Linked DNA regions of Homo sapiens: region 2 is linked to region 1. A link is an interaction called in ENCODE POLR2A ChIA-PET data of the cell type or tissue named here. Cell type or tissue: Panc1. All regions are shown on one strand. Each heading gives the region's core, and the rest is flanking DNA. Links, peaks and the distances in the headings are about the cores only.

Region 1 (11,957 bases), core at 2,616-10,615:
CGAGTAGCTGGGATTACAGGCATGCGCCACCATGCCCGGCTAATTTTGTATTTTTAGTAGAGACAGGGTTTCTCCATGTTGATCAGGCTGGTCTCAAATACCCGACCTCAGCTGATCCACCCACCTCAGCATCCCAAAGTGCTGGGATTACAGGCGTGAGCCACCGTGCCCAGCCCTTTTTTTTCTTTTTGAGATAGATTCTCACTCTGTCACCCAGGGTGGAGTGCAGTGGTGTGACTGTGGCTCACTGGAGCCTTGACTTCCTGGGCTCAAGGTATCTTCCCACCTCAGCACCCACAAGAAGCTGAAACTACAAGCGCATGCCACCACACCTGGCTAATTTTTTTAATCTTTATTTTTTTAGAGATGGAGTCTTGCTATGTTCCCCAGGCTGGTCTTGAACTCCTGGCTTCAAAGGATCCTCCCCCTCTCGGCCTCCCAAAGTGCTGGGATTACAGGTGTGAGCCCCCATGTCCAGTCTAGAACGTCTCTCTAAAAGATAAAAACTCCTTCTTAACCACACTTTAATAACTAACAAGAATCCTTTATTATCAACTATCTAGTTAGGATTCATATTTCCCAATTCTCTCACAAATGTCTTTAAAAAAAAAAAACCATCTTAGTCTATTTTTTTTAATCTGGATGACTAATTAGTTTGGAATTATCATTCTTAATTCACCTCTGTTAGCCTCCCCCACCCCATCCCTAAGCTGATAGGGATTGCTCAACAAGTCTAAAATGTTCTGAGTACTTTGAATTTAGTAAGAGGAAAATAAAACTCACTGGAGTTATTAATAAACAAGTCTGCACTGAAAGGGTGCCATGTTGCCCAGAGAATGACCCAGGTAAGGGAAAGACACCAGGGGATTGGAAGAGATGGACAGGGTTCTGAAAAACTGAAAATGATTTCTAGAAAGCAGCATTTGAGAGGGAAAAGAGAAGTGATCAGCATTTAGGAATATGAACTGTCTGGAGCTAGAGAAACAGCCTGGGAGAGGAGCAAAGGGCTAGAGCAGGAAAGAGAAAAGAGAATGAGACTAGCGGTGGTTTGGATATTATTTGTAACCAAAGTCAAAGGACGGGAGATCTAGAGTCCAGCCAACAAAGAACTTGCTCCTATAAAAACCAAATGGACCCCACCCTTCACTTGACGTAGAGGTCCTTTCCTCCAGGATGGTTTTTTTTTTTTTTTTTTTTTGATGCCCAAGTCTGATGAGACACACATCTCATAAATTCTCAGACACTCTCAGCTTTTCCTCCCGTAGCACTTATTACACAACCCAGCCTGTCAGTAAGTCTGTGTCTCCCTCTAGACTCAAAGGCTCTGTGCAGGCGGAGACTGAGTCATTAAACGTTGTCTCTCCCCAGCCACTTGCCTAGCACCTGATGCTCAGTAAGTACCTAACCAGAATAGATGAGGCAGCAAGAGAATGGCGCTCGGTGTGTGGGGTAAGGGGAGTCAGGAGGAGGACGGGCTGCTCGTGAGACAGGGTAGGATGGGCTGTGCCTGGTTTCCTCTCAAGCCCCCAGGCTGCTACCCTTGGTTCTAGCCACCTTTCCTCCCACCCTCCTTCTCATGCAGGCTGCCAAAAATTGCACTTTGGGTCTGAGATTAGGAGCGCCTGGCCATGTCTGAACCCCGCTCCTATCTTAGTGGCCGCAGGTGGCTCCCAGGAAAGCATGAATCCTGAGGTTTTACTGGTAAGCTGGGAGGGATTAACTGGGATCCAGTCATGTGCTCCACCCAGTACTCAGTGACTAAACCCTGCACTTTGGAGGGAGATGGTAATGTTTCAGCATGAGTAGCCTCTGGCCTTGGGCATGAGCAAAGGACTTTGAGTATGAGGACGAGACCCTCTTCACTTATTCCAGCTGCTAACAATTAACACACAGCCATCCAGTAACACAAGGATGCCCACAGCTGAGATCCTGGAATCACTTGTTGCTGTCTTAAACCTTTTTGGAATGAATCTAGGCATGAAAGAAAGGGGTTTTTGGTTCTTTTGTTTGTTTGTTTTTTGGGTTTTTCTGGGTTGTTTTTTTTTTGTTTTTTTTTTTTTTTTTTTTTTGAGACGGAGTTTTTACTCTTGTTGCCCAGGCTGGAGTGCAATGGCATGATCTCAGCTCACTGCAACCACCATCTCCCAGGTTCAAGTGATTCTCCTGCCTCAGCCTCCCGAGTGGCTGGGATTACAGGCATGTGCCACCACACCCGGCTAATTTTGTATTTTTAGTAGAGATGGGGTTTCTCCATGTTGGTCAGGCTGGTCTCGACCTCCCGACCTCAGGCCCGCCTCGGCCTCCCAAAGTGCTGGGATTACAGGCGTGAGCCACTGTGCCCGGCCCCAAAAGAAAGGTTTAGAAAAACCAGTGGGGAAGAGGGAGAGGGAAGGGAAGAATAAGAACAAGAGGAAGAGGGAGGAAAGGAAGAGGAGGGCGAAGTCATTTCTTGGGTCAACTCCAAGCCCTCTGTTCCTCCTCCCCTTTAGGGAGAAGGGGTTTCAGCTGCCAGGCTGTGTGAACAAGTAAGTCACTTGACCTCTCAAAGCCTCCTCTCATCTATAAAATGCAGGACACGCTGCTGAACTACGTGGTCTGAACTCATGTTCAGCTCCACCGTTCACCCACCTGGGGAGCTTCATGTACAAAACTTCCAGATGTCTTTCTTTCTCCCCCTCATCCTCATTCTTGCCCCATCTCCTGTCATTAAAAGAGTATGTGCCACAAACTCCTACCCAAACTAAAAGCCAGGGCTAGAGGTAAGGTTGAAGGGTCTGAAGAAGAGACACAGCAAGGGACTGCCCACCTGAAGGACAAAGCCAGAGGCTCCTGGAGCAGCGCTGACCCTAGACATGGCCTTGACTGACACACAGCACTGACCACTGTGCAGGGAAAAACGTGAACATGTGATGAGTCTCCCGCTTTGGGTTTCTAACCTGAGACTCCTCTTCGCAACCAGAGAGATGGGGAAAGTGTGTAGAGTTGCTTGTGACTAGGCCTGGAAGTTTGCCCATGCTTATTCTACGCAGTCCTTCCCAGAGCATCTGAGAATGAATCATCTGGGGCCCAGAACCTTGCAAAGACAAACTGACTTTGTCTTCCTTCCTATGAGATTTCTCTCATTCTGTCAAAATGTGTCTTCGCGCCAGCCCAGCCCTGAAAATGTGTGACTTTCTAGCATTTTCATTTTTTCTCTATTCTCGAATTGCTACATTCAGTCAGTAGTAATAACAGTCATGATGTAATTATGAGTAAGAATAATGACAGCTACTGTCACCTCCTGAGTCCTATTATGAGTCAGGCACTATGCTGAGTAGTTATGTATTTTTACACATATTCTCTCATTTACATGCTTTTACATCCATTACCTCATTTAACATTCCTACAGCCCATTTTATAGGTGAGAAACCTAACAGAGTGAGGAAGGTACATGTCCAGTGTCACATGGTCAGAAAGAATAGCTCTTTATAAGTAGTCATAATCATAATTCAATCCTCCTTTTCACCTCTAAATCACTGTCATCATCTCTAGAGCTTTTCTCCCTGACCCCAACCTCTCTCCATTTAAACCACCATATATTCAAGCATTGGCTTGCTGAGAAGTCTCCAAAACAAGCAACCCTGGCCGGGGGCAGTAGCTTACGCCTGTAATCCCAGTACTTTGAGAGGCCGAGAGATGGGAGGACCACTCGAGCCCAGGAGTTTGAGACCAACCTGGGCAGCATAGTGAGACCCCCGCTGTACAAAAAGAAATTAAAAATTAGCCGGGTGCTAATTTAGCCAGGATCACACCTGTGATCCCCCTACTCGGAGGGTGAAGCAAGAGGATTGCTTGAGCCCAGGAACTCGAGGCTGCAGTGAACTATGATCATGCCATTGCACTCCAGCCTGGGCAACAGAGTGAGACCCTGTCTCAAAACAAAAAACTAAATAAATAAATATAAAATTGTGGCCACTGCCCTTGGAATGAATAATAATCACACTGACATACAACTAAGAAGTTATGGAATACATTAGGAATGCTGAGGGCACATGGAAAACAGTGACCCATTCTACCTAGTGGGGTTTTAAAATAATTATTTTTAATGTTTAATGCTTTAGGGAAGAAAGCAGGGAGATGAAACATGAAAGATGAACAGGAAATGGTAGGAGATTTTTATGAAGGTAGAAGAGACAGGGCTTTGGGAATGGAAAAGCCCAGGTTAACTCCCAGATTTCTGGCTTAGGCAACTGAGTGGCACCACTGTCAGAGCCTAGAAATACAGGCTTGAAAGGAGAGATGCTAAGTGTAGCTTTGTTGGCTCTTTGATAAATATGCGACCTGCACGTGGAGCTATCCAGGAATAACAAGTCAAAAGACCCAAGTCCTCTTGAGAGTTTCCTCTGAGCCATATATGGTTTCCTTTCTTTTTTCTTTTTTTTTTTCTTTTGAGACAAAGTCTCTCTGTCGCCCAGGCTGGAGTGATGCAATGGCACAATCACAGCTCACGGCAGCTTCGACTTCCTGGGCTCAGGTGATCCTCCTACCTCAGCCTCCTGAATAGCTGGGACAGGTGCGCACCACCACATCTAGCTACTTTTTGTATTTTTTGTAGAGGTGGGGTCTCGCTATGTTGCCCAGGCAGCTCTTCAACTCCTGAGGCTCAGGTGATCTGCCCGCCTCGGCCTCCCAAAGTACTGGGATTACAGGCACAAGCCACTGCTCCTGGCCATATATGGTGTTATTTAATCCTCACAACAACCCTATTATTATGCCTTCCTTTAACAGCTGAGGAAACTGAGGCACAGAGAAATTACATAACTTGCCCAAGATTACATGACTCTTAAAAGCCAGGCTCCTTGACACTGGGTTGTGCTGTCTCTGCACCGTGGGCATATGGGTTGGTGCTCAGGAGAGGTTTGGGCTGTAAGCACAGACTGGCAGTCATCACCTAGAGTGGTATCTGAAGCCTCAAGAGGAGACAAGATCACATGGGAAGCCAAGGACAGAACCATGTGGAGCACCATCTCATCTAGGTAGGAGTCCGCAAAGGAGGTTAAAAAGAAATTATCGGCCGGGCGCAGTGGCTCACACCTGTGAGCCCAGAACTTTGGGAGGCCGAGGCGGGTAGATCACCTGAGGTCAGGCGTTAAGAGACCAGCCTGGCCAGCATGGTGAAACTCCATCTCTACTACAAATACAAAAATGAACCAGGCATGGTGGCTCACGCCTGTAGTCCCAGCTACTCAGAAGGCTGAGGCACAAAAACCGCTTGAACCCAGGAGGCAGAGGCTGCAATGAGCTGAGATCACGCCACTACACTCCAGCCTAGGCAACAGAGTGAGACATGGTCTCAAAAAAAAAAAAAAAAAGAAGCGTATTCGCTCCTTTTTGTCTGTCACGGCAGATCCAGCCCCAGTTTGAGCTTCAAGGCCTTTCTCCAATTAGTCCTCCCACCTATCTCCTCCTTCCTCCCTAACTCCCGTCTCCACCTCCGTGCAAGGCAAGCAAATCTTCCTAGAGTTCTGTATTTTCCATCTGGAAGGGAATTTGGGTTCATTTAAGGTCTTCTCATGCTCTTTGCCTCAACACATGAATTATTCTCCTAACCAGAAAGATCCTCTCCCTCCTATTTATGATCCACTTACCATATTTCTGCAAAACTTTGCCCAAGATTTAACCTCTATCATGAGTTTTTTAAATTATTATCATTATTACTATTAATCCTATGGCCTTTTTTTTTTTTTTTTTTTTAAGACAGGGTCTTGCTCTGTACTCCAGCCTGGGAGTACAGTGGCATGATCTCAGCTCACTGCAGCCTCTGCCTCTCAGGTTAAAGCGATTCTTGTGCCTCAGCCTCCTAAGTAGCTTGGATTACAAGCATGCGCCACCACATCCAGCTAATTATTATATTTTTAGTAGACGCAGGGTTTTGCTATGTTGGCCAAGCTGGTCTCGAACTCCTGGGCTCAAGTGATCCACCTACCTCAGCCTCTCACAGTGCTAGGATTACAGGCGTAAGCCATCACACCTGGACTTGAAATCCTATTGCACTCTAAATGTGTCGATCTCTTCATGGTTTTTACAATTAAATATTTCTTGGCACTCAAGTTTTTCCATATCTTTGTTATATATTACAAATTAATATCACTGCTGAGCTGCCTATCAGACAACAAGCTTCTTTGTGGCATCTATCTCCTAGGAAGATAGGAAGGTGGCGTGAGGCACCGTGCCTGGCCAGACAACAAGCTTCTTAAGAAAATAGAGCAAACTTCTATTTGTTGGTATCCCCCTTACTCTGTACTCTACACAGTGATTGCTGAGCAAATGCTTTGGACTAAGACTGAGTGCTGAATATTTACCCAAAGCAAGTTATTTATTGGCAAGTGTGAGTAATGGGGAGGAAAATTTTTTGGAGATGAATATGTGCTGATGTTAATCCTCGTATTTCTACCCAGGCTGAGTTCTTCTAAGGGAGAAGTCCTACAGAAATCCCTCTGCCCTTGATAAAGGATTATTTATAAATGCAAAGCGTCTACAGGGAAATCTCCAGGATCCCCTATTCTGGGTAGCCATCCCAACTCTGATGACATAAAAGTGATGAATCATGGCAATAACTTATGAATAACATCTGAATAACATCACTGAATTGAGTTTCTATGCAATAATGAGAGAAAATAAGTCATCATAGCACCACAGGCAGATCAAAACAAGTATAACCACGGTGTTCATCCCAATTTCTACACTTCCAGATAGTTCCCTGGGCGTATTACCATCTTCCTGTTACTCTAAACGAAACATGTAGACTTGATTAATGTGAATATAAAATGAAATACTGGAAATCATCTTTTTAAATAAAGCTTAATATTTGAGTGAAGCTTCTAAATCTCTTATGCCCGAATTCAAAGAAATGAAATTTCCAGAAAATAGGAAAATAAAGTGAAGTCCTCTACTAGTATACTATCCTTTTTTTTTTTTTTTTTTTTTGTGAGACAGAGTCTCACTATGTTGCCCAGGCTGGAGTGCAGTGGCGTGATCTCGGCTCACTGCAAGCTCCACCTCCTGGGTTCACACCATTCTCCTGCCTCAGCCTCCCGAGTAGCTGGGACTACAGGCACCCACCACCACGCCCGGCTAATTTTTTTTTTTTTTTTTTTTTTGTATTTTTAGTAGAGACAGAGTTTCACTGTGTTAGTCAGGATGGTCTTGAACTCCTGACCTCGTGATCTGCCCGCCTCAGCCTCCCAAAGTGCTGGGATTACAGGTGTGAGCCACCGCGCCGGCCCTCTACTAGTATACTATCTTAAGGCTCTCAAAGATCCCTTCATTTAAATATCTTATTCTGATACATAAGGGTAATATTCACTGGATCCAACAAGTTCAAAGCTAAACTGATCACCTCTCCTTACAAGCCTATCTTTCAAAGCCCTGAGAATGGCACTACCATCTACTCAGTTGCTAGTAGATCTAAAAATATGATATGATATATACTGTCTAATGCAGAAGGAGATGGAGACAACCAAACCATATAGCCTAAAATTAGATGACAATAACAAGTAACTATTATTACAAGAAATGTAAATGGTAACTATTTTGAAAAAAAAAAAGACTAAACTATATCATACCTAGAAGAACCTAACCTAAAACAAAAAGATACACAAGAGTTAAAAGCAAAAGAACAGAAAGAAATGAAAATAAAAAGAAATACTAACATAATATTTATTTAACAAGTATTATGTGTCAGACACAAAGTTAAGTAAGTTGTTCAAGGTAAAATAATTAAGTAGAAGTTAAGGTTTTAATATCATACAAAGTTGTAATCAAAGCAAAAAGATATTATATTGACCAAAAGGCTTGTTTTATAATAATTAGGGATGCTCTACACTGAAGATAAAACCATCCTGGGCCGGGCACGGTGGCTCACGCCTGTAATCCCAGCACTTTGGGAGGCTGAGGCGGGCAGATCACGAGGTCAGGAGATCAAGACCATCCTGGCTAACACGGTGAAACCCTGTCTCTGCTAAAAATACAAAAAATTAGCCGGGCATGGTGGCGGGCACCTGTAGTCCCAGCTACTCAAGAGGCTGAGGCAGGAGAATGGCGTGAACCCGGGAGGCAGAGCTTGCAGTGAGCCGTGATCGCACCACTGCACCCCAGCCTGGGTGACAGAGCGAGACTCTGTCTCAAAAAAAAAAAAAAAAAAAAAAAACCATCCTAGACTTTTATGCACCAACTAATATAGCACCAAAATACGTAAAACAAAAAGTACTGAAGGCTGGGTACAGAGGCTTACACCTATAATCCCAGCACTTTGGGAAGTGAAGGCAGGAAGATTGCTTGAGCCCAGGAGTTTGAGTCAAGCCTAGGCTACATGGCAAAACCCCATCTCTACAAAAAATTTAAAAATTAGCCAGGTGTAGTGGTGGGTGCCTGTAGACCCAGCTACTCAAGAGTCTGAGGCAAGAGGATCACTTGAGCTTGGGAGGTGGAGGTTACAGTCAGCCAAGATTGTGCCACTGCACTCCAGCCAGGGCAACAGAGCAAGACCCTGTCTCAAAATAAATAAATAACTGCTGAAAATACAAGGAGAACCCAAAGGCAATACTATAGTTGCATGAGACTTTCATACTTCTTTACCAGTCCTTGGCAGATAAAATATACAATATGAATAAGAACATGGTAAAATTGTGTAAATGTTCTATGGATACTTAAATAGAAATATTCTCTATCTTCATATCTTATTAGATCTCCATTACTAATCATATAATTCAGATCCTCTATATCAGTGATCAGCATAGATTTTCTATAAAGGGCCAGGTTATAAGCAATTTAAGACTCTGCAAGCCACACATTTGTAGCATGAAAGCAGCATAGATGATACATAAACATATGAGCATTGCTGTGTTTTAGTAAAATAGTGGATTACAGGTTGTGGCTCATGCCTATGATCCCAGCACTTTGGGAGGCCGAGGCAGGCAGATCACCTGAGGTCAGGAGTTTGAGACCAGTCTGGCCAACATGGTGAAACCCTGTCTCTACTAAAAATACAAAAATTACCCAGGCGTGGTAGCGGGCGCCTGTAATCCCAGCTACTTGGGAGCCTGAGGCAGGAGAATGGCTTGAAACCTTGAAACCGGGAGGCAGAGGTTTCAGTGAGCCGAGATCACGTCACTGCGCTCCAGCCTGGGCAAGAGCGAGACTCCATCTCAAAAAAACGAAAACAAAAACAAAACAAAACAAAACAAAAATCACTTTATTTACAGAAAGAGGCTATAGGCCATATTTGGTCCATGGACCATAGTTTGCCATCTCTACTCTATTATGATTGCTTAATAGGAACTATGGTCCATGGTCCAAATGGAACATTTGCCAAAAATGAGCATATTTAGAATACAAAGACAAATCTGGAATTAGAAAATAAGAAATGTGCAGACCATATAGTCTGACCACAGTGCAATAAAAATGAGAATAAAAGAAGCAAACACCCTGAACTACTCAGGAAGTCAAAGATTCCTCAAGCAAAAATACTCCTCAATTTATTGTTTACTATACCACCATATTAATTCCTCAGCTTAATCTTGGGACTTTAAATAGTAGTGGACCCAGAATGAGAAGAATAAAATCACGCCGTCAAAATTGTTCTTCATACCCTGTTGTCTTCGATTACCATTCAAGACTAGAATACAAAAAAGCCAGTTCTAAAGGGAACTTCCAAGGCGACGTGTGCAGATGGAGAGGGGCCAGAATCGAAACACAGGAGGGGAAACTGGGGGCCTCCCCAAGACCCCTATGAGGAACTCAGGCCCAGCCCCTTGCCTGATCACAGTTCCATGTTCCTGCGGAGCTGGGAGGAGAAATCAGTCTTCCTGACTCAAGGTTGAGAGCTCTTCCCGGGAAACCAAAGGGTTCTGCTCATTCCATTCTGCCCTTGAGGCACTCACCTCTCCACGCCCTTGGAGAGGTCCCTTGTTTCCCACGTAGCGCCTCTCCCGGCCCTTCCTTCCCCTCATTCCTTCCCTCACCTAGCAGACACCGGCATGCAAACCTGGAGGGTGTGTGCCCCCTCCGCCCTCACCCCTCCCGTGGTCCCTAGCCCATTGTGTCTGAAGTAGCTGAAGTGTTCCCCTTCAGGAATGAACCCACAGCAGTGGCTGATTCGGCCGAACCCTTCAACAGGTGTGGTGTTTACACAAGCCTCTGAGGAGACAATCAGGAATGGAAAGAAGTCAGGAATGGAAAGTCCTTCAAATTCCTTGATTCTGAGCAGGTTTCAGCTGTTAGCTAGCCTTTCCCATGGATGTTTAAAGCTATCTGTGGCCGGGCGCGGGGGCTCACACCTGTAATCCCAGCACTTTGGGAGGCTGAGGCGGGCAGATCACCTTAGGTCGGGAGTTTGAGACCAACCTGACCAACATGGGGAAACCCCGTCTCTACTAAAAATACAAAATTAACCAGGAGTGGTGGTGCATGCCTGTAATCCCAGCTACTCGGGAGTCTGAGGCAGGAGAATCGCTTGAACCCGGGAGGTGGAGGTCGCGGTGAGCTGAGATCGCAACATTGTACTCCAGCCTGGGCAACAAGAGTGAAACTCCATCTCAAAAAATAAAATAAAGCTATTTGCCAGCCTTCCCCATGGATGTTTAAGGGACCAGATGGAACAGCATCTATGCTATTCCCAAATCCTATCCATAAAGTCGGTAGTGGAAGGTGCACTCTCAGCGCACATTCAACTTTCATCTGTCCCAGGTTTCTGAGCAACTCAAGGCACACCAGAGTGGAACTGACCGCCCACACATCAAGAGAAAAGGGATGGGCTTCTAGATCTAATTCCCAAAACTCAGAAGGGCTTTTTGCAGCATCTGGGTAAAATAGTAGCTGTCACCGTGTCCTCCCTCCTGCCCCTGCCCCTTGTTTCCCACTCCCCCTCCACTCCCAGTACCTTCGGGTCCTCTGAGATCTTTCTCCCTCTATTCTTTTCCTGCAGAGTGATCCCAGAGCTGCTCACCTCCTGCCTGGCCGGATTCCATCTACTCAAAGTTTGTAGAATGTGTCCGAGCAGAAACTATTACCCTGATTATCTCTTTGCTCTCTGCCTCTATCTTAGCCTAGGAAACCCGCAAAGGGGAAAAAAAAAAAAAAAAATCTGAGTTGTTAAACTAGAGGAACTGTTTCCTAGGGAATTTTTTTCTCATAGCCAACTGTATTCCATTACCAGGATTTCTCTCCTCTTCTATCCCACCCCTCCCAACGCCCCGCTCTCCCCAGACGATTTAAATCCGGAGGCCCCAGCGCTCTGGGCTCCTGGCGCCTCACTTACCCTAGTGCCAAGGCGTTGGCCGTGAACTTGGTGCTGCTTCCCGCGCGCAAGAGGGCAGCAGGCGAGCTCCTCAGTGCTGGGGGAGACCTTGGACAGCTATCCCGCCCTCGCACTCTGAGCAGTTGTTATAAAGGCGGCCCTCGCCGGAGGGAGGGAACGAGCGAGGGGTGAGCAGAGGGACAAGGAGGGGGAGGGTCGAGGGAGAGGACACGCCTATTCCAGTTCCACGGCACTTCATGCTGTTATGAAAATAAAGTCCCCGTGCCAGGGAATGACCCAAAAACCGTCTGACGTCAGAGGCACAGTCACCCCTGGAAGCTGGGCGGGGGTGACCACCCGGCCCTGCCCAGCGCATCGGACTCCTCCGAGACGTGCTCACGCGCTGGTCCCAGGGCGCCGGCTACGAGAGGGGAGCCGGAGCAGACCAGCTCCTTACGGGCCCCGCCAGCTGTCACCTCCCGGGGGAGCCACACCCGCCTCCCCGCAGGCACTCGGGTCCACCCGGGGCAAGGGCCCAGCCCGCGAGATTGCAGCAGCTCCGCCGTCAAGTCCAGCGGGACAAGCCAGCCTTCCTCCACTTTCTTTGACCTTAGCTTAGCCTTTCTCTCCATCACTCTCCCCCAGCCACTGCCGTATGGGAAGCCAGGCTTCAGAAAAAGGA
Region 2 (11,957 bases), core at 2,728-10,727, 140 kb after region 1:
TCATATCAAAAATATTTGGGAAAAAAAACTTAAAAATAATACAAACTTAAAAAGATAGTATAACAACCATTTATATAACACATATTATATAAGGTATTATAGGTAATCTAGAGATGATTTAAAGTATAGACATCCCCCTCATATAAGTGGGGGATTGGTTCCAGGACCCCCTGTAGATACAGAAATGCGAGGATGCTAAAGTCCCATATAAAATGGTATAGCGTTTGCATATAACCTATGTACATCCTCCCTATCCTTTAAATCATCTCCAGATTACTTATAATACCTGATAGAATGCAAATGCTACATAGTTATTATACTTCATTGCTTTTTATTTGTATTATTTTTTATTGTTGTATTGTTTTCCCCCCCCCCACACACAATATTTTCAATTTCTGGTTGGTTGAATCCACAGATGCAGAACCCACAGATAACAAAAGCCAACTATATATTGGAAGATGTGCATAGGTTATACACAAATACTACACTTTTTTTAATAAGGTACTTGAACATTCCCCAAATTTTGGAATTCACAGGGTGTCCCGGAACCAATTTTTCTTGGATATGGGGGGATAATTGTACTTAGGAATTGTTAAGAGGGTAGTTTTTAAATGTTCTCGCCGCATACAAAAAAAAATGTGAGGTAATGAATATGTTAATTAGCTTGATTTAGCCATCTCACAATGCACACATATATCTAAACATCATGCTGTGCACAATGAGTATATACAACTTTTATTGTCAATTAAAAATAATTTTTTTTCTTGAGACAGGGTCTTGCTCTGTCACCCAGACTAGAGTGAAATCATGACTCACTGCAGCCTCTGCTTCTCAGGCTCAAGCAATCCTCCCATCTCAGCCTCTGGAGTAGCTGGGACTACTACACCCGGCTTTTAAAATTTTTCTTTTAGAGACAGGGTCTTACTATGTTGCCCAGGCTGGTCTTCAACTCCTGAGATCAAGAAATCCTCTTGCCTCAGCCTCCCAAAGTGCTGGGGTTACAGGTGTGAGCTACGGCGCCCAGGCTAATTGATTTCAAAACCAAAAATACCCTCAAAACATCATGCTAGTCATTCTCTATCTTCATGGGCCATATTTGTCCTTTCTCTCTGGCCAGTGGACCACTTTACTCAGGCTCCCATGCCAAATGTTTCCGAGTGGGTTCAGCCAATCAAAGGTCACTGCAGAGGTCTCTGCAGCAAAATATCAGAGAATAAAAGGAAAAAAGTCAGGGTAAGGCTGGGCGTGGTGGCTCACACCTGTAATCCCAGTACTTTGGGAGGCTGAGGTGGATGGATCACGAGGTCAGGAGTTCAAGACCAGCCTAGCTAACATGGTGAAACCCCATCTCTACTAAAAATACAAAAATTAGCTGGGTGTGGTGGTGCGCGTCTATAATCCCAGCTCCTCGAGAGGCTGAGGCAGGAGAATTGCTTGAACCTGGGAGGCAGAGGTTGCAGTGAGCCGAGATAGTGCCATTGCATTCTAGCTCTGAGTGGCAGAGCAAGACTCCATCTCGGAAAAAAATAAAAAATAAATTAATTAATTTTAAAAAGTCAGGGTATTCCTTCCTTGTTTCCTACCTGCATCAGCTCTGTCTTTTGCAGTGGCTGTCTCCATCCTTAGCTATAACTCCCTGGGTGGCCCTGCCTCCATGGTTCCAAATTTCACTGGGCTCCTACTGTGCTATGCCCTCTCCTTTGTACCTGAGGCCTTAGGAATGGGCATCACTTTCCACCATTGCTAGTCTCTAGGCACTTCACCATCCCTTCTTTGTTTGCTTGGCACCTAACCTCTGTAAGTAAACTCTTCCTTAAAAATGTCTTCATTTGCAGCCTGGGCAACATAGCAAGATCCCACCTCTACAAAAAGAAATTCAAAAAATTAGCCAGGCATGGTGGTGGTGCACACCTGTAGTCCCAGCTACTTGGGAGGCTGGGTCAATAGGATTGCTTAAACTCAGGAGTTGAAGGTTGCAGTGAGCTATGATCACACCACTGCACTTAGGCCTGGGTGACAGAGCAAGACTCTCTCTCTCTCTCTCTCTCTCTCTCTCTCTATACATATACATATATGTATATGTTCATGTATATATATATGTTCATTCAAACCATTTGGGGGTGAGTTCTGTTCCCTTCCAGCACCCTCTCATATACAGACATTTTTCCAAGGTGATACATGTGGCTGTCACTCATTTTAGGGACAGGTCATGATTTGCTAATTCATTCCTTTGTTGATAGACATTTATCATATTTTCAACTGAATTATATATTAGAAACAATGGTGCAGTGAACATCCTTGTGTGTGAGTATGTGTGTGTGTATATGCTTATGAGTATTTCTGTAGGGAAGACTCCTCAAATTGAAATTGCTTGAACAAAAGGCATACATATTTTGAATTTGATAAATATTTTCTTTCCCTACTGAGTAGAGATTAAACAATTTCCTCTCCCTGGAACACACTTACAACTAATGAACAACAAACAAGCTATAGCCATGATAAATAAAAAAGTAAGGCTTTAGTCAAATAAGCATGTTTAGACCATTAATCCAAAAGAAATCATGGATATTTTTAAACCTAAAAATAAAGTAAGTCTTTATAAAGGAGTTTCTGAATCCTACAGCTATTCAGACAACATAATCCTTCAATCAGCTTTATTTCAAGGAAAGAGAACAATTTCTAACTGTTTGAACTAATCTGACCAGCAAAAGTTCCAGTAGTTCCCAAGTGTATTAGATTAAGCACATGATTAAAAATACAATTCAAAGAACACTCTGATGCTAAATTTTAGTGTATGTTCACATAATATATAACTTCTATTCAGGACGCAGACACCAAGATGTTTGCTATCACATTCTAGGTTTAGGTTATAAGGTTTAACATCTCAAAAGCACGAATATGTTCCAAAGAGGCAAGACACATCTTCAATGAGCATTGTATGTAATAATAAGTTTTAAATGATCTAACTTTCCACCAGTAGGGGAATGGTTAAACTTTGGTATATCCTACTATGTACCAAGTTTTAAAATGTGCTTTACTGACTATTAGAGAGGTAGAGTAACTTTCATATGTTGGGGAAGGGGGTTGCCCTTTCAGATCCTTATATGTAAATGATCTATTCATATATTTTGCACATATTTCTATTGATTTGCCTTTTTTCTTATCCACATATAGAAGGTTTACTGTGGTATGGACATAAGGGTTTTGTTTGTTTGGTTGTTTGGTTGTTGGTTGTTTTTTTTTTTTTTTTGAGACAGAGTTTCGCTTTTGTCACCCAGGCTGGAGTGCAATGGCACTATCTCGGCTCACTGCAACCTCTGCCTCCCAGTTTCAAGTGATTCTCCTGCCTCAGCCTCCCAAGTAGCTGGGATTATAGGCGCCCAGAACCACGCCCGGCTAATTTTTTGTATTTTTAGTAAAGACGGGGTTTTGACATGTTGGGCAGGCTGGTCTCGAACTCCTGCCCTCAGGTGATCTGCCCACTTCGGCCTCCCAAACTGCTGGGATTACAGGCGTGAGCCACTGCACCCGGCCAAGGTTTTTGTTTGTTTGTTTGTTTGTTGTGAGACCGGGTCTCACTGTGTCACCCAGGCTGGAGTACAGTGGCACGATCATGGCTCACTGCAGCCTCTGCCTCCCAGGCTCAAGTGATCCTCCCATCTCAGCCTCCTGAGTAACTGGGACTGTGGGTGTGGTGGTTAATTTTTGTATCATTTGTAAAGAGGGGGTTTCGTCATGTTGCCCAGGCTGGTCTCGAACTCCTAGGCTCAAGTGATCCGCCTGCCTTGGCTTCCAAAAGTGCTGGGATGACAGGCATGAGCTGGACACAAGTTTTTTGTTATGTATATAACATGTCTACTTCTATTCAGTTGCTTGTCTTAATTTTTTTCATGGTGTTGTATAGTTCCGACATCATGTAATCAAATTATCAATCTATCAATATGGCTTTTTGCCTTTCTGCCTCTTCTAATAATCATAGACTCTTCTAGGGTTTTAATTTCACTTCTATTAATATTTGCCAATGGTAAGAAGTAGAAATTTAGCATCTTCCTCCAAATGGAAGGCCAATTATCCTAATGTCTTTCCTAGAAGTCCCAGTGAATGTCTTCTCATCTCCCGTTGGCTCTGGCCATGCCCATTTATAAACTAGTCACTCCCAACAGGGTAACTGGATATACTGACGTCAAGGCAGCCCGAGCTGCAGACGGGGTCAGTCCCTTCAACACACTTCAATAAGGCTAAATGAATGAAGAGTAATATCTCAAATAAATTTTGTGAAACTGTCCTTGTAGGAAGTGCGATAAATGCCGGCAGCAGCAACAACAACAACAACAAAAACAGATATCTATTGCATAACCTTATGAATTATCCCATTCCTTATTTCCATCAACATATTTGTCTATTCCTAAGTCAATATCACATCCTACCAAAAGTCAGTGATATACTTTATAGCATCTTGTCATACAAGATAGCAAGGAAGCTAACAAAGACAACTACAGTTCTGCCAAGGGGACACAAGAGGCAATTTTGGCCAAGATGGGACAACTTGAGCTTCATTAAGGATAATAATTACGATAGAATGAAACCCTTCAAAGATATTTAAATCCATGTGTTCATAATGGTTTAAAAAAAACAACTATAGCAGCTCCCCTTTCTCTATGGTTTCCCTTTTCGTTGTTTCAGTTACATTCGGTCAACCACAGTCTGAAAATATTAAATGGACAATTCCAGAAATAAACAATTCATAAGTTTTAAATTGCATGCCATTTGAGTAGCGTGATGAAATCTCGTGCCATCCTGCTCCCTCCCGCACAGGATGTGAGTCCTCCTTTTGTCCAGCTGAACCACACTGTAGGCGCTCCCTGCCCATTAGTCACTTAGTAACCTTCTTGGTTATCAGATTGGCTGTGACGATATCACAGTGCTTGTATTCAAGTCACCCTATTTTACTTCCTAATGGCCCCAAAGTACAAGAATAGTGACTCTGGCAATTCATATATGCCAAAGAGAAGCTGTAAAGTGTTCCCTTTAAATGAAAAGGTGAAGGTTCTCAATAAGGAAAGAAAAGAAATCATATGCCGAGATTGCTAAGATCTGTGGTTAAGAATGACTCTATCGGTGACACTGTGAAGAAGGAAAAAGAAATCATGCTAGTTTTGCTGTTGCATCTCAAACTGCAAAAGTTAAGGCCACAATACGTAAGTGCTTAGTTGAAGTGGAAAAGGCATCACATTTACGGATGGATAAATTGAATGTTTCTGTTCATTCAATAGGAAAGGCAGGAAAAATGCTGGCTCTGTCCCTTTGTTTACCGAGTTTTTGTTTTGATTTGTTTTGTTTTGCTTCTGAGACAGTCTTGCTCTGTTGCTGAGGCTGGAGTGCAGTGGTGCAATCTTGGCTCACTGCAACCTCCGCCTCCCAGGTTCAAGCGATTCTCTTGCCTCAGACTCCTTAATAGCCGGGATTACAGGCATGCACCACCAGGCCCAGGTAATTTTTGTATTTTTAGTACGGACAAGGTTTCACCATGTTGACCAGGCTGGTCTCGAACTCCTGACCTCGTGATCCACCTGCCTCGGGCTCCCAAAGTGCTGGGATTACAGGCATGAGCCACTGCACCCGGCACTTTACCAGTTTTTAAGATAATTGAATTAGTTCAGGCGTGGTGGTTCACACCTGTAATCCCAGCACTTTGGGAGGCCAAGGTGGGCAGATCACGAGGTCAGGAGATGGAGAACATCCTGGCTAACACAGTGAAACCCCGTCTCTACTAAAATTAAAAAAAAAAAGAAAAAAAGCCAGGCATCACGGTGGTGGGTGCCTGTAGTCCCAGCTACTTGGGAGGCTGAGGCAGGAGAATCACTTGAACCCGGGAGGCAGAGGTTGCAGTGAGCCAAGATCGCACCTGGCGACAGAGCAAGACTCTGTCTCAAAAAAAAAAAAAAAAAAAAAGATATTGAATTAGTTGCTTTAGTTGCTTTCCATCCTTCAAAAGTGACCAGTTACAGCAGTTCCCCCTTATCTATGAGGCATATGTTCCAAGACCTTCAGTGGGTGCCTGAAACTACAGATACCAGTGGATACAAGGAAATGCTATAAAACTCAGGAGGGTGTTGCACAACTCTGTAAATAAGCCAAAAGCCATTGAATTGTACCCCTTAAATAAGTGAATTGTATGTTACGTGAATTACCTCTCAATAAAATGATTTTTTTTTTAAAGAAAAAAAAGGCAAGAAAGCGGTTACTTTTGGGAGATGGAAGAGGGTTGAAATTGGATGGGACACATAGAGGGGCTTTCGGGGGTGGCTGACAACGTTCTAGTTCTTGATCTGATTGGCAGTCACAAAGATGTTCTCTTTACAATAATTTATCTCATAGTTTTATGAATCTGTGTTTTATGTTTCAGTTTAAAAAGTTAAGTAAAATGAGTTATTACTTTTTAAAGCATGGGCTGGACTGGTTCTTCAATGTGCCTCTCTGAGCCCTGAGCCTGCTGTCCCAGCTGTCATGCGGGGTTAGCTGAACATTGTGGAATGAGATGGGTGGTCTGTTGTGGTTCAGTGGGCCGATACCCCCAGAGGCAGGTCTGTGGTGAACTTGGGCTCACCAAAAGCATTGTGACTGCCTCAGAACTGAGCTTCAGGCTTCTCCTGGAGACACCTGCAAGATCATGGCCTGAAAACATGAGCCTGAGTCCAATCTCTTCAAATCTCTTTGGAGATGATGGTAAGGGCAAGAGTTATTGGATATTTTTTATAGTTCTTGTTTTGGAGAAGTTTTTCTTCAGTTAAAAAGCAGCTGTAGGCCAGGCACAGTGGCTCACACCTGTAATCCTAGCACTTTGGGAGGCTGAGGCGGGTGGATCACCTAAGGTCAGGAGTTTGAGACTAGCCTGGCCAAAATGGCAAAACCCTGTCTCTACTAAAAATACAAAAATTAGCTGGCCCTGGTGGTGGGCGCCTGTAATCCCAGCTACTCTGGAGACAGAGGCAGGAGAATCACTTGAACCCGGTAGGTGGAGGTTGCAGTGAGCCGAGATCGTGCCATTGCACTCCAGCCTGGGCAATAGAGCAAGACTCTATCTCAAAAAAAAAGAAAAAAAGCAGCTATAGAAAGGAAAAATATTATATGGTTCCACTTATATTAGGTACCTAGACTAGACAACTTTATAGAGACAGAAAGTAGAATAGAGGTTTCCAGGGGACAGGGGAGAAGAGAATAGGAACCTAGTGTTTAATGGGTACAAGCTTCTGTTTGGGATTTTTTAAAAGTTCTAGAAATGGATAGTGGTGATGGTTGCACAACAATGAGAAATTGCTTAAAAGTGGTTAAAACAGTAAAATAATAAATTTATGTTATGTTTACCACAATTTTTTAAAATACAAAAAATCCATAGAGGAAGGAAAGGGAATTCACTATACAATTTACCAAACTGAAAGAAAATGCAAAAATTCTTGAAAAGATTAACCAAATTAAAAGAGATTAAGATGGCCTAGAATTATCCTTAAAAGGTGCCAGCGTTCATAAAGAGGCATGCGGAGCAGCAGATCTGAAGGCTGCTGATGAAAACCCAAACGGGTCTAATTCTGTACTCTACAGTAAAGCAGCTATTCTCGAAAAAGAACTCAAAGAGAAATCTGGAAAAATCGATTGCTGGCATTAACAGAAGGTTAAAAACACAACAACATAAACCAAAATCCATGCAGTCACGTGGGCTTTTTCATCTAACAGAGGATTCTTCAATATGATTCTTCACCCACGGGTCTGCCTTCATCTGACAGTGGATCTTTTCACTTCTCTCCACTCAGAGTCTCCCAGTTGCTACCAGACTTCATTCTTCTGACTTGGATTAGTCAGGGTTCTCCAGAGAAACAGAACTAATAGGATATAGACTTATATAGAGAGAGAAAGGTTTAGTTTAAGGAATTGGCTGACACAATTGTGCCAGGAGCAAGTCTGAAATGTCTAGAGCAGGCTGGCAGGCTAGAAACTCAGGGAAGGATTGACGTTGCAGTTTTTTAGGTTTTATGTTTTTTGTTTGTTTATTTTGAGACAGAGTCTCACTCTTTTGCCCTGGTTAGAGCGCAGTGGCGCAATTTCGGCTCACTGCAACCTCCACCTCTTGGCCTCAAGTGATCCTCCCATCTCAGCCTCTGGAGTAGCTGAGACACAGGCATGTGCCACCACGTCCAGCTAATTTTTTGTATTTTTGGTAGAGATGAAGTTTCTCCATGTTGTCCAGGCTGGTCCTGAACTCCTGAGCTTAAGCAATCCACCTGCCTTGGCCTTGGAAAGTGCTGGGATTACAAGGGTGAGCCACCACGCCCAGCTGATGTTGCAGTTTGGAGTTCTTCATATAATCTGGATACTAATTATTGTGGGTTATATTTGTTACCAATATCTTCTTTCAGATTGTAACTTCTCACTTTTTATGATGCCTTTTAATAAGCAGACATTTTTTCATCTTAATATAACTGAAATTATCAATCTTTTCCTTTACGGTTTGGGTATAGGGCTTCCTTTTGCCCTACGCAAGACCATAAAAATATTATCCTTTTTTTTTGCTAAAAATTGCTGTTCATTTTGAATCCTTCTGTGAAATTTGTTTTTGTTATATGAAGTGAGCTAGGGATCTCATTATATATAACGAATTGTCCCAGCACTACTGATAGACTAATGTATCTTTTTCCTACAGGTATGGAGTGTTGATTTTATACAAATAAAGTTTTCATATATGAGTGAGTCTGTTTCTGAGCTCCCTATTCTGTTCCAAATGTCTAATTATCTATTCTTGCACTTATATCACACTGTTTTAATAACAATAACTTCATTTTTTGTTTTTTTGAGAGAGGGCCTCACTCTGTCGCCCAGACTGGAGTGCAGTGGCTGATCATGGCTCACTGCAGCCTTGAACTCCTGGGCTCAAACGATCCTCCCACCTCAGCCTCCCGAGTAGCTAGGACCACAGGTGTGTGCCACCATGCTTGGCTAATTTTTTTTTTTTTTTTTTTTTGAGAGACAAAGGTCTCACTATGTTTCCCAGGCTGGTCTCAAACTGCTGGCCTCAAGCGATGTTCCCTCCTCAGCCTCTCAAAGTCCTGGGATTACAGGTGTGAGCCACCATGTCCAGCCAATAACTTCATATTAAAGATAGATTTCGGCCAGGCATGGTGACTCACGCCTGTAATCCCAGCACTTTGGGGTGCTCAGGTGGGCAGATCACTGGAGGTCAGGAGTTCAAGACCAGCCTGGACAACATGGTAAAACCCCGTCTCTACTAAAAATACAAAAATTAGCCAGGTAGTCACAGCTACTTGGAGGCTGTGGCAGGAGAATCGCTTCAGCCCAGGAGGCAGAGGTTGCAGTGAGCCGAGATTGTGCCACTGCACTCCAGCCTGGGTGACAGAGCAAGACTCCGTCTCTAAATAAATAAATAAAAATAAAGGTAGATGTCTGGTAGGAAAGGCCCTTCTCTTTTTATTATATTTGATTGGGTCTAACAGAATCCTAAATTAAAAGTTATTGTTGGCCAGGTGTGGTGGCTCATGTTTGTAATCCCAGTGCTTTGGGAGGCTGGGACAATCCCACCACTTTGGGAGGCTGAGTTACTGTCTCTCAAAACTACAAACATTTCATTGCTTCATTGCACTGATGTTTTTTTCTTTTTTTCTTTTTCCTTTTTTTTTTGAGACAGAGTCTCACTCTGTCGCCCATGCTGGAGTGCAGTGGCACAATCTCGGCTCACTGCAGCCTCCACCTCTTGGGTTCGAGTGAGCCTCCTGCCTCAGCCTCCCAAGTAGCTGGGATTACAGGCGCCCAGTTAATTTTTGTATTTTTAGTACAGACAAAGTTTCACCATGTTGGCCAGGCTGGTCTCAAACTCCTGACCTCAGGTGATCCGCCCACCTCAGCCTTCCAAAGCGCTGGGATTACAGGCATGAGCCACCACACCTGACTCACACTGATATTTTTTAATACAATATCACTGATAAGAAGTCTGATTTCAATTTGATTCTCCTTCCTTCTGGTTTTTTCCTCTGGAAGATTTTAAGGCTTTTCTCTTTATCTTTTCTATTCACAAATTTCGTGCTATTTGTAGGGACTTTGTAGTTTCTTTCCATCTCAGAAACTAAGCCTGAGATTAAATAATTCTTCGAATTATTTAAATGCACTGCCTCTCTTCCCTACTCATATTTCTTTCTTTCTGGAACTTTTTTGAGGCAGGGTTTCACTCTGTGGCCCTGGCTGGAGTGCAGTGGTGTGATCCACAGCTCACTGCTACCACCTCGACCTCCTGGGCTCAAACGATCCTCCCACCTCAGCCTCTGGAGTAGCTGGGATTACAGGCACACACCACCATGCCTGGCTAAATTTTTTTTATTATTTTTTTGTAGTGACGTAGTCTCGCCATGTTGCCCAGGCTGGTCTCAAACTCCTAGCCTCAAGCTATCCTTCCTTGGCCTCCCAAAGTTTTGGGATTACGGGCATGAGCCATCACACCCAACCCCCTTCTATTAAATTATTTCAACAATCATTCAAATTTCCACAATATCTAATTTATTCTTATACATATGTATATTACCCTTTCACATTTCTTTAATGATACAAGTCATACTTATTGAAAAGACCTAATCTTCTTGCTGTGTTAATTCATTTTCTCAGATGGAAGTTTTATCGTCTATTGAGTTTCTTGTCTCTCTTTCATGTTAGCCTTCTTTAAAGTTCATCCATTCTTGATTTGTCACTCATCTTTACAGAGGCAATGTCCTTTTAGATGTATGTCACATCTATTTTTTTAGCCTATTGTGAGGGAGGATGGGATGTAGCACTGGTCATACCTTGGTGGCTAGTGTTCCAACGTGAGTGCACCCCCCTCCTCCCAGGTATTGCCAGACACTGGGGGTTGGGCACTGCCTTATCTTATCATCACCCTCCTACCCATTTTTCTTGAGTGGAGATAGATACCACTCATCACTATTACCTGGCTAAACAGATAGAGAAGGGATAGCAAGCAGCAATTGAACCATCTAGATAGTCCTACTGTGGTACCTGAATTAGTCAATCTATTAGTTACCTTTGAACTTCCTGTCACTGCTATCCACCACTTTGGGGCAAGGAGTATTCTTAGTGTCCGCTATATTTTGCAGCAATAGTCTACTGTTCTAGTTTTAACTGTGGCTTACCTCCTTCACCTGATCCTATGTCATTTAGGGATTTGTCATAGTTTCTGGTTCCTGGAAATTTCTTGTTTCCAATGCAGTTGTGATTTTTTTTTTAAATTTTCTCCACTACTTATAGAAATTGGGAGCTACAAGAGATTGTATCATTTTTGTTCAATCCATTATCCTCAAAGTCACCATTTTGTCATGCCTGAGTGATGAGCAAAGAGATAAGTCCAAGAAGTGGTCTGTGGAGGTCAAAATATCACTGTATTCTGATTAAAACTACAGGAGAATATAGCTTAACATGAAAGCCAAATGCTAATACTGAACCACAGTTACATGAACTTAATTAGCCACCCAGGTCCAGCAGCACTGAGTGGGGCACATCTCATCATATGGGTAGCATCCTACCCTGCAAGAAGTAGAACTTGTGCTTTCTTGGGCTTGACTGGCTCCCAAAGAACAAAGAGAAGGAGACTAAGCCAATCATGTTCAGTTTATTATTCTAGAATTTACCAGTCAGATTAAATTACCCTGTCCAAAAACACAGGAGATAAAATCAAGTTCCTTCTTATAGAAGGTCTCTTCTTTCCACTGTAAAAAATTACCACAAATATAGATGCTTAGAAAACAAATTTATTCTCAATAGCTCTTGAGGTCAGAAATCCAAAATCCATTTCATTAGGGGTAAAGTCAAGGTGTCAGAGGGACTGGTTCCTTCTGAAGCCTCTGAGGGGAGAATGTTTTCTTGCCTTTTCAGTTTCTACTGGACTGTATTCCTTGACTTACGGCTTC

What was found. ChIA-PET counts read pairs that join two places held together with the same protein. Peaks named below come from ENCODE experiments on the same cell type or tissue, not always from the same donor. Only the 100,000 strongest peaks of a DNase experiment are listed, where the experiment ranks them.
Region 2: POLR2A ChIA-PET joins it to region 1 with 24 read pairs; 4 of 35 experiments call an interaction of 5 or more read pairs at or near these places.

The regions. Positions count from the first base shown.
Region 1 is chr12:12,891,004-12,902,960 of GRCh38, reverse strand. It overlaps GPRC5A (G protein-coupled receptor class C group 5 member A), which reads right to left and starts at 11,399. Exons shown (of 4, transcript NM_003979.4): 1 at 11,297-11,399. In Panc1, for the core only: no CTCF peak of the experiment used is centred there; a DNase peak (open chromatin) is centred at 3,011; H3K4me3 peaks cover 8,000 bases; H3K27ac peaks cover 7,896 bases.
Region 2 is chr12:12,751,933-12,763,889 of GRCh38, reverse strand. It overlaps a transcript of APOLD1 not described here. Among named protein-coding and RNA genes, the nearest start is that of MIR613, 6.7 kb to the left of the region's middle. In Panc1, for the core only: no CTCF peak of the experiment used is centred there; DNase peaks (open chromatin) are centred at 4,269 and 4,889; H3K4me3 peaks cover 1,154 bases; H3K27ac peaks cover 4,988 bases.